2 separate regions of the Mus musculus genome follow, and region 1 is linked to region 2. A link is a contact called in ENCODE Hi-C or POLR2A ChIA-PET data. All regions are on one chromosome and are shown on one strand. Each heading gives the region's core, a stretch centred on a gene start or an enhancer-like site at or near the end of the contact. The rest is flanking DNA. Distances are from core to core; before and after follow the strand shown.

Region 1 (6,065 bases), core at 2,623-5,122, 46 kb before region 2:
GCAGAGACAGCTGGCCTCAGCCTTGGCTTGAGTCAGAAGGAGGGACCAACAGGATCACCAGGAGTTCTCGGCTGTGCCTCTCTCAGGGAAACAAAGATCAGTGAAGACACGAGACCCAGAAGCATTGCATAGTTAGCTGTACCAGAAAGCCAAGCTCTGTCTCTGTCACTCTGTGGAGTCCTATTTATACCCTCCAAACATCACTTGTCCTCCATGTGCCTTGCCTCAGCACCTGCATCCAGTTAACCTGAGTCCCCGGTAGCAGCAACAAACTGCAACACACCACCAGAAGGTTTTTTTGGTGTGTTTCCCTCTATGGAGTTGAGACAAATGGAGCTCAACTATACAATGGAAGGCGGACCAATACATGTGTGTTGTTAGCAAAGAATCGTTCATCACGTGCTTGCTTTAGCAGAACATCCACTCTCCCATGTCTGCTTCAGTGAAACATTCCTTCCTGAGTCTGCCTTAGCCTTTCACCTGTGTCCACTTCAGCTAAATGTTTCTTCAATGTGTTTGCTCCAGCAAAACACCATTTAATTGCCTTTCCAAAGAATCTTTAAGTTTCCACTTCATCTAGCCCTTTGCTCAGGATATTGTTTTGGCTTTTCTATGTCTGCCCCAATTCCTGAATCATGACACAGGGCTTGTTTTTATTTTCAATGCTTATGGCATTAGCTTAGGCTTGCTTCCCAAATACCTCTTAACTTATATTTACATGTGTATTCTGATCTAAGTTCTGCCACATAGTTGGTTACCTCTCCTCAGTTTCATATGTCTGACTTCCTCCTACATATTGGTGGCACATCTTCCTGAGCCTGAGTCTTTCCCAGAGTTCCTCTCTCTTTGCCAGGTATCCTGCCTTCCTATTCTTTTCTCTCCTGCTATATAGGCCATTCAGCTCTTCATTGACAGGTGATGCTTTTACATAGTGCACAAAGTGCACAAGAGATTATCCCTACAATCTCATTAGTACCAGATTAACTGACTTATTACAACATTTTGGTTTTATCTCTCTCTCTCTCTCTCTCTCTCTCTCTCTCTCTCTCCTCTTTTAGTTTTTTTTGAGATAGGGTTTCTCTGTATAGCCCTGGCTGTCCTGGAACTCACTCTGTAGACCAGGCTGGCCTTGAACTCAGAAATCTGCCTGCCTCTGCCTCCCAAATGCTGGGATTAGAGAGAGGCGTGTGCCACCACTGCCCGGTGGTTTTAATTTTCTATTTGTGCTACTAGGGTGCACCTAAGGCCATGCAAATGCCAGGTCACCATGCTGCTCCAGTTTACATTGTTCTTCTGTACTCTCAATACTTTTGAGTTATTCCAAATACTGCAAGGATCTTATTGTGTCTCCATCTAAACTGTAAGAAACTTTAGGGATTCATTTTTTCCACTCTCTTCTTCACTTTTGAAATTCCAGGTCATTTTACAGTTTCTCTCTCCTAGTGGGTAGTCAATTAAATGTTTGTTGAATGAACAAAAAAATGCATAAATAACTTTAAAATTCGTGCACACACCTCATTAGAGACAGGCATGCTCTACCACACCTGGTCTGTTTTATTGTTTTAAGGCTAAAAGTTATCAGAAGCAAAACATTTTCATCTTCTAATAATAAAACTCTTCAGTATATCTTTATTCTCTAGGTCAAAATGCCTGGGATACTGTAGTTATTCAATGTATTTGTTGAAATGATGAAGAACTGTAAAAACGTGTGAAAGGTCAGGTCTTGGACATTCATATTACCATGAATTTAAGCTTCAAGCATGAGCCCACGCATGCACACATACTCTAGCGTGACTTCATTTTTTATTTTTTAAAGATCTATTTATTTATTATCTGTAAGTACACTGTAGCTGTCTGCAGACACTCCAGAAGAGGGTGTCAGATTTTGTTATGGAGGGTTGCTGGAATTTGAATTCAGGACCTTCGGGAGAGTAGTTGGTGCTCTTAACTGCTGAGCTATCTCACCAGCCCCCCTAGTGTGACTTTATAATACATTACTTATTGTGTCCAAATTCACTTTGTGCTGCCCCTACTTTATCCTCTAATAACAAGCATGGTATTTTCATTCAGGCATTGAATATTTACTTAGCCTTTGTGCCAGGCACATGAGTGTATTCCTTTAAAAGCTTCATTTCACTACTTAATGTCCCTCTTCCTGGCAATTTAGAAAAACCATTCAACAAATACTGTATTTATTATAGTCCTTCAACCTTTCTTCATTCAGTTTTTGTGACTTCTCCTTGGAGGATGTCCCTGCCTCCCTCCCTTTAGAAGAGCTCTGAATATATCAGAGTCTTTGCCTTATTTTGTTCCTTCAGTTTCAAACCCACTACACTGGTTCTATAACCAGAGGGCAGAGACTAAGGCTGTGCTCATCTGTGTCACTTAGACACAGCATAGCATTACAGAAGCAATGAAATGAATACTGTTAATGTGGTTTGACACCACAAAGCCTCTCTGCAAGGGGGTTGTGTCTTGTCATTATGTTATAGAAGAGAAAAAGTATCCTAAAGAAGTTTAAAGCCATGTCCAACGTTTCTCAGGGAAGTCTGTGGTCACAGGAATCTCAAGAATGAAGTCAACACTGATTTGAAGAGATTAAGATTCTCTACAGTCTTTCCTAAGGTTTTCTTTCAGCTCGAGCCACGGTTTTTTCTTCTTTGGAACAATGACTCCATACATACTGGTCTTTCTCCTCGCAATTCCCAGGCTTAACACAGACTTCAGGATTGTTGGTTGGGTTATTCTCTGTATTTTCCTATTAGTAACTTTCGACCTTGACCCCTCTTTGGAAACGTGTTTTAAAACTTTCTGGTCTCAAGTAGGGTGTGGTGGCGCACACCTTTAATCCCAACACGCTGGAGGCAGTGGCAGGTAGATTTCTGAGTTGTAGGCCAGCTTGATCTACTTAAAGGGCTCCTGGACAGCCAGAGAAACCCTGTCACTAACCCTACCATTACCCCAACAAAATCCTCCCCCACTCCAAAAAACCCCCCACAACTTTCTGTTCTCCACGTTAGAACCCACGAAGGAGTTCTGAGAAACATAGTCGCATCAGTGAAAAGGACAGGAATTTGGGATGGAATTCATAAAGCCCGGTGAATTAGCAGAGGGAGGAAAGTCCTTCAGGTGTCATTAAGTCTAGGGACTTGTGGAATTTGGTCATCTGTAGAGCAGTGGTGAGTGACTCAGTTGCCCACAGCTACGATGACTGCTAATGAGTATGTCCTTTGCATGGAATTATTCTCCGCACGTGTTAGTATTTTCAGTGAGAACTGTAGTAAACACACTTAGTACACGTAGGTACTTGTAGGTACTTTCTTATTCATATGTTGCCGCTGTGTGTGCTTTTGAAACATTCAACCCCTCAAAGTTTCTCTTGCCCTTAACCAAAATGGCCCTTAAGGTTGTCTGGAGCTTTGAAGCTTCTGGCCCTTAACAAAGATGGCGCCAGGGGTCATGTTAAAAATAAGCTTGCCTTCTTCCCTGCCAGTGACAAACATGGCTTCCACGGCGTCAATCACATGATACCCCCTATCTACGGCACGGGAGCCGGCGGAGGAGGGCCCTTGAAAAGGGTGCGCGTTCCCGTGGCGGTGCACCCGGTAGGTTTCAGTCAGAGTCACTATGGCGGCCAACGCTGGCAAGGTAAGCTGAGGCGGCGGCGGAGGTGGTGGCGGCGGTGGCGGCAAGGGAGGAAGGAGCCGACGTTCCGTCCTGGCTCCGGAATCCCGTAGCCTGAGCAAGGAGAGGTCGCCCGAGGTCGGAGGCAGCGGCCGGGGACTGGCGGGGGCTGGCTGAAGGGGGCGAGGGCTGAGGCGAGCGGGCGCCGGTCCCTGACTGCCGTTTGTTTTGGTGTCTCCCCGCCTAGGTCGGAAAGTTTCCTGCCTCGTCCGCCACCGCCTGAGCTTGCCGCACTGGCTGCGAGTGGAGGAGGCTGCGGCGGACCCAGCCCCGGCCTCCAGGCCTCTCCCTCCACCTCCGGGCCAGCCTCCCTCCCCCACCCCGTCGTCCTGCGGGAGCCGCCAGTCCCTGCGATGCGACCCTCGCGAGGACGCTCCTGAGGGGAGGTGGCCCATGTGCTGAGCAGCAGAGCCCGAGAGCTCCGAGAAACCAACTTCCCGCCGGCCCGCCCGTCGGCCCGCTCGCCCGCCCGGTCGCCCGAGCCTCCCCGGGGTAGCTCCTCGCTCTGTCCGCACCGGCCTGCAGAGCCGGGTCCCCGCCCTGGTCGCGGGGACACCCGTCAGGTGCCCGGGACTCGCGACCCAGACGCCGCCCGTGCCCCGGCAGCCCTCCCACGCCTCCAGCCCGGGATCGCAGCCTCGGCTCACGCTGGGCCGGGGACCCCTGCCACTCCCGGGCGGCCTCGGCGCAGCAGGGCAATGCAGCCCGGCCCGCTGGCCCTCTAGTCCTCCTCGTCCGTCCCCGCACCTCTTCTCAGCCCCGAGGCCCCGCGGTGGCTGCCCGGAGGTCCTCCGCGCCTCTTCCTTGAGCCCCGAAGGACCTTCCTGGCTGCGCGAGTCAACCCTCTTCATGCTGCAGTGCTGCACCGTTTCCGCTACCGAAGGGGACAAGCGGCCGGGATCTCAAACAAAACACAAGAACTGGTGTGTGACTCATCTGCTCGGATACCTCCTGTCCCCAAACTGTCTTCCAGGAGTTTTCTTGGCCGAAGCTGCCCAATGTTTGAGCCTTTTCTTCCTAGGGAAGATGGACTGAAAGCTGCTAGTTGGGGACTTTTTTTGGTCAAGGTGCCTCTGTATTTTAAAGGAGGTGATGGGGCTTGCGCTGGCTTGTCCTCCTGCCCAATTGAAGAGTTGTTGATGTTCACTGGTTATGCTTAGACAATGCGCAGTTTGTTTTAATTTAAAAATTTTGGGGGGTTAGGGGGTGTAGGCTTGAGAAGAGCATTCCGAACCTGGAGGAGCTCCTCATTGTCCCTGGTCCAGACACCCCCCAGCCTGTCCTCGATGCCGTCAGCCTTGGCCATCTTCACTTGCCGCCCGAACTCGCACCCGTTTCAGGAGCGTCATGTCTACCTGGACGAGCCCATCAAGATCGGCCGCTCGGTGGCACGCTGTCGACCAGCGCAGAATAATGCCACCTTTGATTGCAAAGTGCTGTCAAGGAACCATGCCCTCGTCTGGTTTGATCACAAGACGAGCAAGGTAATGTCGCTATAGTGTTTGACAGTCTTTCCTTTCCTTTCCTTTCCTTTCCTTTCCTTTCCTTTCCTTTCCTTTCCCTTCACCTTCTCTGAGAGGTGTAATGTATGCAACGATCTCAGGGTTTCTTCCCAGAGGACACTTTTCTGCGAGGCCTCGGAATCAGCTTTTTGTGTGTGTCTGAATTCTAGTGGAAATGGAATCGAAGTGGTTGAATGAAAAACAGAGAAGGTATTGTTACTAAATGTCTCGGCAGGGCGATGGCTTCTTGATAAACTTGGTCATTCCCAGTGAAATCCCAAACCCTAATTCGTTTAGGAAAGGTAGATAGTGAAACTTGACCTCTGACTTTCAGTCCTTTTAGAAGGGTGAATCTGCAGGTCGGTGCTTGATTAAGCAAGCAGTGGTTCCCAGAGCAATGCCGGAATTTGTGGCCTCTGTTACATCGAGGCTCAAGTGTCTATGGTGAAATGTAGTTAACACATGGCTTGTAGTTGAATTCAACTCAGGACCTTGTCTGGTAGGATAACTGGAGTGCAAAGTTACTGTTTGTAACGATTGATACTTACTTGCCCCGATGAAATAATTTGTAAATATTAAAGGCAATTTAATTAAGCTAGAGTAAGTAACTACATCTTTGGAGTTCTGTTTGCAAGTTGGATCAACAGAAATCTATTGCTCTTGAAAGTCACTTCTCAATTTCTTTGGTAGATAATGTGTAATTATATGATGATATGCAAAAATTAGTATTAATAAGTTAGCTTATTTTTAGATTATATCCAATATTGTCTAATACACACACACACACACACACACACACACACACACACACATATATTTTAAAGACAGGGACCAACTGGCCTGGAACTCACTCTGTAGATCAGGCTGGCCTCAAACTCA
Region 2 (5,907 bases), core at 1,526-4,025:
GTTTGTTGGAGTTGGTTCCTACCATGTAGGCCTGGGAATAGACCTTCAGGATTGGTGGCAAGCACCTATATATTCACTAAGTTATCCTCACTCAACTTTTGTTCTTTAAGATGGGGTCTTTCACTGAACCAGGAGCTCACTGGTTAACTAGTCTGCCTGGCTGGTGCCTTCCCTGCTGGCTCTATGTGGACTTGCTCAGGCTCCAAACTGTGGTCTGCCAGTGCTGCCTTCACCATTTCACCTTTGGTTCGTTGTATACCAGTGGCCTCTGCTGGTCACAGTTAACATTACAGTCTGTGGGTTGTCAAGAGTTCTAGTTTAGATCCCCAGTCAGTTTATGCTTCAGGAATGGGTTGTGCCCCCAGTGCACTGGAAGTCTGGGGAGGGAGCAAGAGCAGCACTTGAGGACTTGTTACTGTGCTTTGACAGTCTGCTAAAGAGCTTCGTGGGTATAGCTGCTCTGATAGTTCTAGGAGATACATTCTCACAGTTAACTGAAGGTTCGCCTGGTTTTTATAGTCGTTACACCCTCTCTTCTACTATGATCACTGAGCCTTGAGTGGAAGAATTGTATTATAGATGTATCAGTTGGATCTGGGCACCACATGATCTCTTGTTCTCTGTACTTGAGGTTTTCTGGAATGGTCTCTGTCTGTTACAAAGAGAATTTTTTTTGATGAGGTTCATAAACTACACTTATGGTTATAAGGATAAATATTTAGAGTTTTGTTGGGGATTAGGCTGATTTAGTGAAGTGGTAATTGTAGGTTCTCTCCCAAGATCCACTTGACTATCCCTGCCTTGGTAGTTAGCTAGGTTTCTAGTATCTGCCAGGGTTTCCTTCTTGTCGAGCAGGTCGGCATTTCTTTCTTTCTTTATTTAAACAATTTTAAAAAGATTTATTTATTTATTTAATGCTTATGAATACACTGTTGCTGTCTTCAGACACACCAGAAGAGGGCAAAAGATCCCATTACAGATGGTTGTGAGCCATCATGTGGTTGCTGGGAATTGAACTCAGGACCTCTAGAAGAGCAGTCAGTGCTCTTAACCACTGAGCCATCTCTCCAGCCTCATTGAGCAGTTCTTAAGTGCATTTAGAGAGCTGTTGGATACCACCAAGTGGTATACTTCTCTTGCAGCAACTTTTAGGGTTATCATGCCATGCTGACCATTGTTCTGGTACATAGGTCTCATAGTGGCTGCCCAAACAAAACCTGAACAACAATGATACCACTAGACATGCTAACATGGAAGGGGAGAGCTCAAGGAACCTCAACTATAGACAAGAAACTATAGGCAACTAAGGAGTACTAAAAGCAGGAGAAATAATCTTCCTTAAAGAAGAGATGCAGTTTGGTGATCCAGTACCCAAGTGGTCACCTCTGAAATCATATACATACAAGTAATATTATATGGATAGAACATGTTGTATTTATATGCTAATTAATACACACATACCACCACCACTGCCACCAATTAAAGAAAAAAGCCATAAATTAGAAAGCAAGGGGGAAGGAGGTAGGGGAAGGGTGAAATGATGTAAATATATTACCAATTAAAACATAAAAATTATTATGAAAAATAAAAACAAATCTTAAAAGAACCCATCTGTTAAATAGTGTTGGGTGTAGTGGCTGTGCTTTTGATTCCAGCATTTGGGAAGCACAGGCAGTTGGACCTAAGTGAACTTGAGGCCAGCTAAAGCTATCTGGTGAGGTCGTCTCAACAGTACAATAATTAAATCTCTTAAAGCTCAGTGACTCCCAGTGCACTGGGGGCACAACCCCTTCCTGAAGCATAAACTGCCTGGGGATCTAAGATCTAAACTAGAACTCTCGACAGCCCCCAGACTGTAATGTTAACTGTGACCAGGTTCTGTTTGAGGAAGCCTGTGGATGTACAGTGGCCCACTGTAGTTGCAGAGTGTTTAATGTCTGCTTCTTACAGTTTTTCCACACCCGATTCTTTGTCACTTGAGAAATTTGTATGTGACTATGGGTATGTAAGCATCTAGAATCAATATGTAAATCAAACATTTACTTGGAATAAATAATAAAAATAATTTAAAATAAGTCTGTGATATATATAATATAGATATATATAATTTTGATATTTATTGGTTGAAAGCAGAATTATATAATAGCACAGCTATGGTTGTTTATTTTTATGTATTATGTCTGAACATTTGATAACACTTACAAAATCTTCAAGATTTTTTTACAGAATGGTTCGGTATTTTGATTTTATAATCATGAATAGAATACCACTTATAAATATATAGGACAAAATGGCAGAAATATGTTTGAGGTTATTTCATAAATCATTCAGAAAGTTTTGTCCTACTCCCAAGGCAAAATAACATATTTTTGTGAATTTGAAATCAGAAGTACAAACAAAGGCTTTTAAAATCAAACTTTTTAACCTAATATACTCCAGAGATATCCAAATTTGATGCTTCCATGTTAAGAAATAGCAGTAGTAAAATACTTAAAGGTCTTTGTTTTCTGTAATTAAACAATTGTGTTTCTATGAGGGCGAGCTATTTGGGTTTTTGTTTGTTTTTGTTTTTTTCAAGACAGGGTTTCTCTGTATAGCCCTGGCTGTCCTGGAACTCACTCTGTAGACCAGGCTGGCCTCGAACTCAGAAATCCACCTGCCTCTGCCTCCCAAAGTGCTGGGATTAAAGGCGTGCGCCACCACTGCCCAGCTGAGGGCGAGCTATTTGTATGTGAAGCTCCTACACTGGTCCTGAGCACAAGCCAAGTGTTCCCAGCAGGGTATAATCGCTTTGCATGTTGTGATGGCATGTCAGCACAAAGAACCAGGACTGCCATGAAGTCATGTGCTGTGGGAGCACGTGCTGCCAGAAATACTCCAGATTCATTCATAGTTGTTTTTCAAAGTTAATTTTTGGTTGTTGCACTTTCAGAAAGCCTTAACTGTTGCCATGGGGATCACAACTCACAGTTTAAGAACTTGTGCTCTATAGCAATGAGCCTCTTGGCAGGTGGGTGGTTCCAGAAGTTGAGTCCCTGGCTCCAGGCAGCGATTGGAGGCATGGAAGATGATTAAGGTCAGCCCCTAACCATCTGTGACGGATCACTTCACCCTGTCTGATCACTGCCTGAGCGGAGCCTCCTGTTGCCTGAAGGCCCAGCCTGCACTCTGACACTGCTGTTTGTCTTACCCTGGGGCTGTGAGGTTGACTTCAACCCTGCTCTTTATGCTTGGTACTTCTCAGGCCATCCAGGGTAACTCAGCTTTAGAGAATGGATTCTCTCAAGGTGGCACAGGCCAAGCAGCCCCGGAGAGACACAGCCAGGGACACAATTGGGCAGCTCTGAAGTGCCCCAAACCCTGGACCTGGGGCTGTGAGGGCTGTAGGCTTGTTCTTTGGGAGGATCACTGTCTTCTGCCTCACCAGGGCTGTCTGCCGCACCCTTGAGGCCCGTGTGCACCCCCACCCCCACTGGCACACCCCTTGTTCTTTGTGTCTCCACATCTCAGTTTCTCAGCTCCTTTCAGCTGTCTCTCTTTACTATTTCCCATTGCTCTTTCCTTCATTGTGATAGTGTTTGCTTTTATTATACTGGCTCTCTTCGGACACCAAGTCGCACACAAATGGCTTTAATCTGCAGTTTTACCCTGACGTTAGGTTGCTGTTCTGTGTCTGAAGGTTCGTTGTTGAGTTTTTGTGTTAGGAAGCTGCCTGCTGATTCCACCCTCCTCTGAGTGTTTACAAGCAGAGGTGCTGTGCTCCTTCAAATGCCTTTTCTGCGTAGATTGAGACGGCTGTGAGGTTCTCCCTTTCTATTAGTGCATAACGTTGGCTGACTTATGTCTTCTGAGGTGGCATGTAGCATTGATTACTTTTCTTACGTGGCACTGCTTGTGATAGGCAAATCACACTTTTTAAACAGTAAAAGTTAGTTACTTTTCTAACTTAGGTGAGTTCTGCATTAGTCCTTCATGTCACTTTCGGAGAGGTTAAAATACACAGTAATCTGTGATTACGGTCTGATCTGCTCCCTCCGGAGTCAGGTACCAAGCAAGGTTCCATTCTGGGAATGCATACTGGTGCTGTCCAGATTTCTGCTGTTCTGGAGGGTAGGCAGACCAAGGGTGAGTGATACCATTCGTTTTCTTACTGATTTTCAGAACCCCTTTCCTTTCCTTTCCCTTTCCCTTTCCCTTTCCCTTTCCCTTTCCCTTTCCCTTTCCCTTTCCCTTTCCCTTTCCCTTTCCCTTTCCCTTTCCCTTTCCCTTTCCCTTCCCCTTCCCCTTTCCCTTTCCCTTACCCTCCCCCTTCCCCTTCCGCTTCCCCTTCCGCTTCCGCTTCCCCTTCCCCTTCCCCTTCCCCTTCCCCTTCCCCTTCCCCTTTCCTTCCTCTAATAAAATCTAGGTTCTGCATGAAAGGGAACATGGAGTATTTTTCTTCCCATTATTTCCTCTTCTCTGTTTAGACCTCTCTCTCTCCCTCACCCCCCCCCCCCCCCCACACACACACACAAGTATAAAGGCCTAGAGTTCCTGTTGGGGAGAAAACATGCAGTGGCTGGCACCAGCTCACTTATATTACTTTGTTCTTGAATGAATGTTTGTGCACTGCTCTAAGTGTTTGCATATTTCCTTGAGTTCTAGCAAGGCTGGCTCTGGAGGTGTTATTGATTTCTTTCCTTTTTTTAAAGTGTCTCTGTGTGGACGGACGCTGAGAGGAGCCACTACCCTGGTGCCCTGGCGGTCTGCCTTTGATAATTTCTCTGCGGTTTTATAACAATTGCTTCCATATTGCTTTTCATTTCTCTTTAGGCACTGTTTATTGTACTTAATGACACCAACTTTTCTTGTAGAACCCTTTCTATTTATTTTTTTACCTCCTCCGACCTTTTCTGAGGTCTCCCCACCCCTGTGCTCGCTATCTTGTGTCTTCAGTTATTTTTCCTTAAGTTCCTTAGTTTGTTTCCAAGTTCACAGAGCGCCCTCTTGTGTTGTTTTTTGTGAAACGTTCTAAAACTACATGAGTTTATTTTTCCTTCTCCACTTTTTATGGATCTTTTCTTTTGCCATCCCTGTTGGCACTTCTGACTCCATTTCCAGCTGCTTTCTTTCCATTATGAGAAGCTGTGTCTTGGAAGGCAGCTTTGGTTGGCTGGTTTGTTTTAAGAATTTCCATAGGGAGACCTTGTTTACCATAGTGGTAGAGCCTAATTTTTCACTGAGAAAGGCTCTGGGTTCAACTAGGAACCAAGTATATATGGTTATTGGATTGAGCTAGATGTTTCTATTTTCAACTTCTCTTGCTGTCCTCCAAACTGTCCCCTGGTAGCCATTTTGTGATTCTCAGGTCTGGTCACCCTGTATATGGTCATGCAGTGGTTTTCTCTGTTTTTGTTTTGAGGCTCATGTGGATATCTCACTATCTACTTGTCCTATAAATGCTGTCTGTGGGGGTCTGGATTTTGGCTTTTTGTCTTAGTCACTCTGTTCAGTTTTATGTGACAGTTGAGATAGATTTAAAATGTGTGTGTGTGTGTGTGTGCACACATGCGTGCGTGCATTACCTGCAGTCCATACAGAACTCATTTTGTAACCACACTTAGAAAACTCCCCCATATAGTGCTAAGGCTGTCGCTGTTTGTGGAGTGCTTGCCAAGCTTGTCTCCGCACTACTTTACTAAGCACTTGGGAGTGATGCGTGTCAGAAGTTCAAGCTCACCCTCTGCTTGGAGCAAGTCTGCGGCCAACCTGGGGCATGTGCGAGCTTGTCTTGAGGACTAAATGAACCAACATCTTCAATATGGAGTTAGAATTTGTTGTTATCTGTTATATATGTGATCTCTCTCTCTCTCTCTCTCTCTCTCTCTCTCTCTCTCTCCTTCCCTCCTTCTCTCCCCCCTCCTTCTC

Evidence for each region. A loop is a pair of places that touch in the nucleus more often than their neighbours do. ChIA-PET counts read pairs that join two places held with the same protein, here RNA polymerase II (POLR2A).
Region 1: a loop to region 2 is called in a map of gastrocnemius, with 2.1 times the contacts of the local background. The contact joins the promoter of Slmap here to the enhancer-like site in region 2. A Hi-C loop is called at or near these places in 14 of 37 maps with a recorded cell type or tissue (adrenal gland, gastrocnemius, heart and 1 more). POLR2A ChIA-PET finds 5 or more read pairs at or near these places in 3 of 5 experiments (Patski and embryonic stem cell).

What each region holds. Positions count from the first base shown.
Region 1 is chr14:26,532,431-26,538,495 of GRCm38, reverse strand. It overlaps Slmap (sarcolemma associated protein), which reads left to right and starts at 3,872. Exons shown (of 23, transcript NM_001310445.1): 1 at 3,872-5,168. The coding sequence starts at 4,971.
Region 2 is chr14:26,485,691-26,491,597 of GRCm38, reverse strand. The region is part of intron 1 of Slmap (sarcolemma associated protein); the gene reads left to right. Among named protein-coding and RNA genes, the nearest start is that of Gm24031, 9.0 kb to the left of the region's middle. Within about 2 kb of position 2,775, at least 1 of the 3 ENCODE cell types and tissues checked has a DNase peak (open chromatin) inside an H3K27ac peak, as active enhancers do; it is gastrocnemius, where a contact is called at or near this core.